Linked DNA regions of Homo sapiens: region 2 is linked to region 1. The links are chromatin loops, found by intact Hi-C in ENCODE. Cell type or tissue: endothelial cell of umbilical vein. All regions are shown on one strand. Each heading gives the region's core, and the rest is flanking DNA. Links, peaks and the distances in the headings are about the cores only.

The links. Hi-C counts contacts between places; a loop is a spot of excess contacts. Peaks named below come from ENCODE experiments on the same cell type or tissue, not always from the same donor. Only the 100,000 strongest peaks of a DNase experiment are listed, where the experiment ranks them.
Region 2: it touches region 1 in a loop (13-fold over the local background); 12 of 110 quality-filtered maps call a loop at or near these places.

The regions. Positions count from the first base shown.
Region 1 is chr4:140,426,357-140,429,273 of GRCh38, reverse strand. CLGN (calmegin) reads left to right here and starts at 1,626. Exons shown (of 15, transcript NM_004362.3): 1 at 1,626-1,737. RefSeq lists an enhancer at 2,420-2,469. In endothelial cell of umbilical vein, for the core only: a CTCF peak has its summit at 1,560 (motif pointing left); a DNase peak (open chromatin) is centred at 1,713; H3K4me3 peaks cover 1,114 bases; H3K27me3 peaks cover 203 bases.
Region 2 is chr4:140,358,926-140,361,842 of GRCh38, reverse strand. The region is part of intron 2 of SCOC-AS1 (SCOC antisense RNA 1); the gene reads left to right. It also overlaps a transcript of SCOC not described here. Among named protein-coding and RNA genes, the nearest start is that of SCOC-AS1, 13 kb to the left of the region's middle. In endothelial cell of umbilical vein, for the core only: a CTCF peak has its summit at 1,843 (motif pointing right); a DNase peak (open chromatin) is centred at 1,762.

The DNA of each region.
Region 1 (2,917 bases), core at 192-2,691:
GTGGCAAATAATTTTGGAGATATGTTAAGGCCTTAAATTTCAAGGTTAGAGATTAGATTTCATGCTGTGGGTAATGAAGGGTCATTGGAAACTATTGAATGAGCTGAGGATTAAACTACGAAGTGTAGGTGGGAGGCTCTGAAGGGGGGCAACTAGTTAGGTAACTCTGAACAACAGTTTCTAAAGTAGTGAGAATCTAAACTAGAGAAATGGCACAGGGACTGGAGGGGGTGAGGACCTCTTTTAGATGATTTTATGGAGTTAGAGTTTAATTTATGGAGGCAGTGAATGTAGCAGCCAAAGAGTAAAAAAATGTTCTCAAGGTTTTGAGTACTATGTGACCAAGAAGATACTACTAAATCTTGCAAAAATTCACTATTCTTACATTTTTAGTTTTCAGCTTCCTCACTGCAAACTTTGAATGGATCCTTTAAAAAATCCCTCTCTAGCAGTTCAAGTGTATTTGTTATGGGCCACAGAAGTATGTTGAATAATAGAAGTCAGAAGGACGGAAGAAAGAAATAAAGGGTATAATATTGTTACAAAGTATCTCAAACAAAATGTCTTTTTAACCAGTAAATTTTAACACTATCCAAACACTCTCCCAGAGATGACAAAGTCAAAAGTTTAGAAATGCTGGTCTTAATTAGTGAAGCAATGTGAAAAAACTCAGTGATCTTGACCCCTAGCCAATAATGATACGTTGTGCACGGAATGCCACCAAACCCTTAAGATTGAAACTCTTCAACAAGGGTCTTAGACTCACAAGTCAATTAAATGTTGTTAATTAATCTTCCAATAAAATTAAATTGTTATACCAAATTCAAAGTCAAGATTTACTATAAAATATTAAGTAGTAAAATTAATATTGATCCAATATATAAAAGGCAAAGCAGCTTGTGATTGCATAATCATAGCATAAACTACGTTTATGCTAAGATTTATTTCAATGTGTTTGAAACTACAGGCTCTGAGAGAGACAGGCCTGATTTACATCCCGTTTCCACTGTTTACATGTTGTGTAACTTCGAGCAAGTTGCCATCAGTTTCATCACCTGGGTTGCCACGAAGGTTAAACAATGAATGTAAGCCCCTTAGAGCACAATGAACACAATAAATGTTAGCAGCTCTTATTAATAGTGTTGTTCGAGAGAAAAAGAACATATTGTTTTATATACAATGTATTTATTAACACTTAACGCATCTGTATTTGTCATATACACACACCAGACAGGAAAGCTCCTTATTAATCACCATGACTGCAGATCTGTTAACATCTAGAACTCTGGAGAAAACCTAGAGCCCTAATCTTGCTGCACTTATTACTGGACGTTGTTCATAAATATGATTTACATAAAATTCAGGACCCAATCATTGCGCAACAGGAGGTAGCACGGTCTGCAGAGAGGGCGGGAGCTCAGAGGAGGAAAAGTCTTCGGACTTGCAGGGGGAATTCCTCCTGGGCTAACCCGGGAGCGGGGTCCAGGCCACAACCGGCCGGCGGCGGCACAGGCTCCATGTGCGGCTCCCCCTGGAGGCGGTTGAGCCCCTCGGAGCAGGAGCGCGTAGCACACACCTCGGGCCGCCACCGCCTCCCGCCCGCCACCGCACGCGCACGCGCGGTTAGTAGTCGCTGCTGCGCGGCCGCCGGCGGGACTGGTCTGAAGAGACGCGGGGACCAAGTGGCAACGACTTGGACATCTGAGCTGTCACTGCCGAAAACAGGCCGCAAGAGAGGTGCGTGAGCAGCAGGCCGCGTTCCCGCTGTCCCGCTGCCCTTTGCGCGCAGATTGGGGTGAGGAAGCGGAGTCGTTGCTGCTTCCCCCAGGCACCCCGTTACTTTGCCGCCAGAGGGCTGAACCGGTCGGGGCCAAGTGAGGGTGGATGTTGAGTCTGGCGATGGGGCTGCAGCGAGCTAGGGTCTTGACTGGGCTCTGGCGGCCCCGTGGGTGGACGCAGGAGGTGGTGCCACCTGGGACCCTTTGTGTCTTCAGCACCGCCGCATCCACCTGCTGCGCCCGGGCTGGGGCGGACGAGCACGGGGACAGCTAGGTGCCTAGCCCGGCCGGCCTCCCCTGCGGGCTTGAGGAGCCACCGGGAGCCGAGGCCGTTATTCCAGCGGTTGCCATTGCAGCCCCGTTCCACGCTTGAGCCCGGGGCGCTCTCCCAATGGTTGTAGAGGGGGCCCGGGGCGCGTCTGGGCGCTGCTCACTCTGCTGACTGCTCCTTACAGAAACCCAAACGAGATCAAAATAGGCTCGGCTGTCTCAGTCTCCACCTATGTGGAAGCGAAGGGACCCCACTTCACGGCGGTGGGGCCAGGGACTGTTGGCCGCTCCCTCGATACCCGCGCAGAGCCCATTGTGCGCCGCCGGGGGGCGGGCGAAAGGGCTGGGTTGAATCCAGAGAGGCCCTAATTACTAGACTCATTATCGCCCCAGGCCTGTTTACCATCAATCAGACACTTTCGCTGATTTTATTTATAGCATCTGCCCAAGCAACAAAGAGGAGGTGTTTGCTTGGGAGTTAAAAGCAAATGGCAACCAAAGCTCAGGACTGGGAGAGAAAAGGTAAATAACGTGGCCACAGGAAGAAGTCTCAAATTAGAAAAGAGTTCATTAACGTATAAACTTTTTGTTGCTTAAAAGCAGGCAAAATCCCGATCTCATCTGATGATTTTGCTTGTTTTACAAATGTCGACATCACTCGAGGTAGCCCTCCTTTGGGTCATTGTAAGTTTGACCTGTTTTCAGTTTGGAGTTTTGCCTTCACGTCTTATTGGTTTGATCTTCCAGTAACATTTAGATCTCATCTCCAAATCCTCAGAACAAGATATTCTGTACTCTCTGTCTTAGCTAGTTGATAAGGTTAATTATTGTGTGTAAATGATGTAAGTATGTTGATGCATTTGTCTAGA
Region 2 (2,917 bases), core at 312-2,811, 68 kb after region 1:
TTTCATTTTGGGAGAAAATAGATGTAGTCCTCAGAGGTATTCTGAATCCATTCTTGTCACTCACAGAAGTTTCTTCACAGGAGATCTCCATGACTCTTTACGTTTCAAGGTATTAATTTTACTTGGAGCATTGTTTGTCCCACCCAAAGAGTTTTACGTTAAAATACATTATTTTATTTATTTAGAGAGAGGATCTCACTTTGTCACCAAGGCTGGAGTGCAGTGGCACAGTCATGGCTCACTGCAGCCTCAACTTCCTGGGCTCAAGTGATTCTCTTGCCTCAGCCTCTCAAATAGCTGGGACTACAGGCACAGAACCATGCCTCGCTAATCTTATTTCTTGTAGAGATGAGGTCTCATTATATTGCCCAGGCTGGTCTCAAACTCCTGGGCTCAAGTGATCCTCCCACCCTGGCCTTCCAAAATGTTGAGATCACAAGTGTGAGCCACTGCGCTGGCCTAAAATACAGTTTAATAGAGTTTTTCCTAACAAGCACCATTGGCCGCAACTGAAGTCAGCATTTTAACATTGTCACGTGACAGTCAGTTCTAGCTTTGATATAAAAGTCCTAAAGTGTACTCTTAGCATCACTTTCCAGAAAAAAAAAAAAAAACCCACTGCCGTGCTGCAAGGGACCATTGACAGAAATGGTGATTACAGTGCCTGTCCCTACAGGTCTGTCAGCAAGATAAAATAAGAAAATCTGAGAGAAGTTGCCTGGCATGGTGTCAGTACTCTTGGCATACCAGCAAAAATATGTAGCGAAACTCAGGGCCCATCCCAGCCTGCTTCTCCCAAAAACCTCTAAATGGAATAATCTTTAGTTCTGTGTCAAATTCCTATTTTTCTTCCTCCTTCTTTATACAGTATCTTAAGGGAAATACTACAAAATGTCGCAGAAGGTGCTGGATGGATATCTAAAGTTCAAAAAGGAAGAGAACCACACGAGCTGGAGATTCAGGAAGCATCAGTAGAAGTCAATGGCCATTAATAAAAACATTTTTTATTAAAATATTGAATCTGAATAGAAACCTCCTGTACTTCATTTCTTAAATCCCTTGAGGGTAGTAACTGCATCTTCTCCATTGATATAGCCCCTGCCAAGCACAGTGCCTGAAGGCAGGTCCACAGACATTGGCTGAATAAACGAGTGCTCTGTTCCCAGTCCGTACTTTCTCTGTGTCATAAAAAAGCTGACATGTCTGTGCTGCATTTGAGGATGACACTGGATTTCCACATTGCCTTTTCGCCTCAGAGCTTATATTACTTCCTATCAAGTTATCTCTCTGCCCCTCATCGCATCCCAGTGAGAAAGCAGAAAATCCTAGAAAGTCATTTTCCTTACTGTTCCGGTGGTGGCTCTTCACGCTTACAGAACGTTAGGTACACTGGGAACATCACCTAGAGGGACACTGACATCACCTCATCATAACATATGTCTCTGACAACTGTCAGGAGATATTCCAAGTAAATGAAAAGACACCGTGAATGCCACTTAGGGGTTCTACACAGGGAACTATTAGTGACAAAAGCCTATTTATTCTCTTTGAGATGGTATGCTGGTGACCTCTAGTGGCAAAATTGGTTCAAAATCAGCTTCTATTTCCCACAAAATTTACTTCTTTATTAATTCATACTTTAATTTTATCCTTTAGTAACATTCTCTACTTGTGGAATGTTCTTAATTATGCACAATGATTTGTGTCTGTTCATATCCAAGTAGCACAATTTTGGCATTTCACGAAATCACAGAACTGTTGAGCTGAAATAGTTCTCAAGGGACCTGTCAGTCTTATTTCATTATACCTGGAAAATGAGACCCAGAGGAGTCAAGTGGCTTGCCTGAAGCCTCACCACAAGGGGGCGACAAAAAGTCTTCTGACTCTAGCACACTGCCTGCCTGGTAGTAGAACCCAAGCGACTAAAGAAAAAATGGGATCTTGTTTAGAGTTCCATGCGGAGGAAGAGCATGTATGCTGTCCTATCCCTCACTATTGTATCCTGGGTGTGTGAGGAGCCTTTAATTCACAGGTCTTTAGAGAGAGTACAAAGCATCTGAAGGACCATCCCTGAGGAGCCTCACTCATATCTGCATGGGCATCTTTAGATCCCACGTCTCCAGCCTGAGTCTGATGTCATATTGAATGAGACTTCTGGGGCGTCTTGAGAGAGTAAATGTATTTTGCATTTGGAAGGATGTAAATTTAGAAGGATATAAATAATCTGTGTCCAGAGGACCAGCTGTGGTGATTTTTTAAATGGTCACAAATCCCTTGACATGCCCTCACAGACATCCTCTCCTACGTTCCTTCCCCTTGAAGCTGAACAGGCTTGGGACTGCTTCCACCCAGAGAGTGTAATGGAAGTGACGCTGTGTGACTTCTAAGAATCAATCATAAAAAGTACACACAACCTTCCTTGTTGGTCTTAGAACATTTACTCTAGGGAAAACTAGCCACCAAGAAGAAATACAATTCCCCCCAAACCACTATACTGAAGAGACCATATGTAGGTGCTCAAAATGACAGCTCCAGCTCAGCTCCCAGCCAGCAGCCAGCTTCCACCGTGGCTGTGTGAGTGAGCCACCTTGGATACACAGCCTGTCTAACTTCAGATGACCGCAGCCCCCACCCACATCTGACTGTAGCTGCAGGAGAGACCCCTAAGGGAGAACTGCTCAGCTAAGCCCTTCCTGAATCACTCAGCCACAAAATAGTGAGCAAAATGAAACGCTGTCGCTCTACAACACAAACTTGTGGGTAAATTGTTACACAGCCATAATATACAGAACAAATAGTTTCTTAAAGACATTTCTCTCATTCTGTAACAAACACTGAATGAAAATGCAAAATATGTTATATACATGTTAAATCCTGGTGGAATTGCACTTAATCTGTTCAACTTTCATAAATCAAA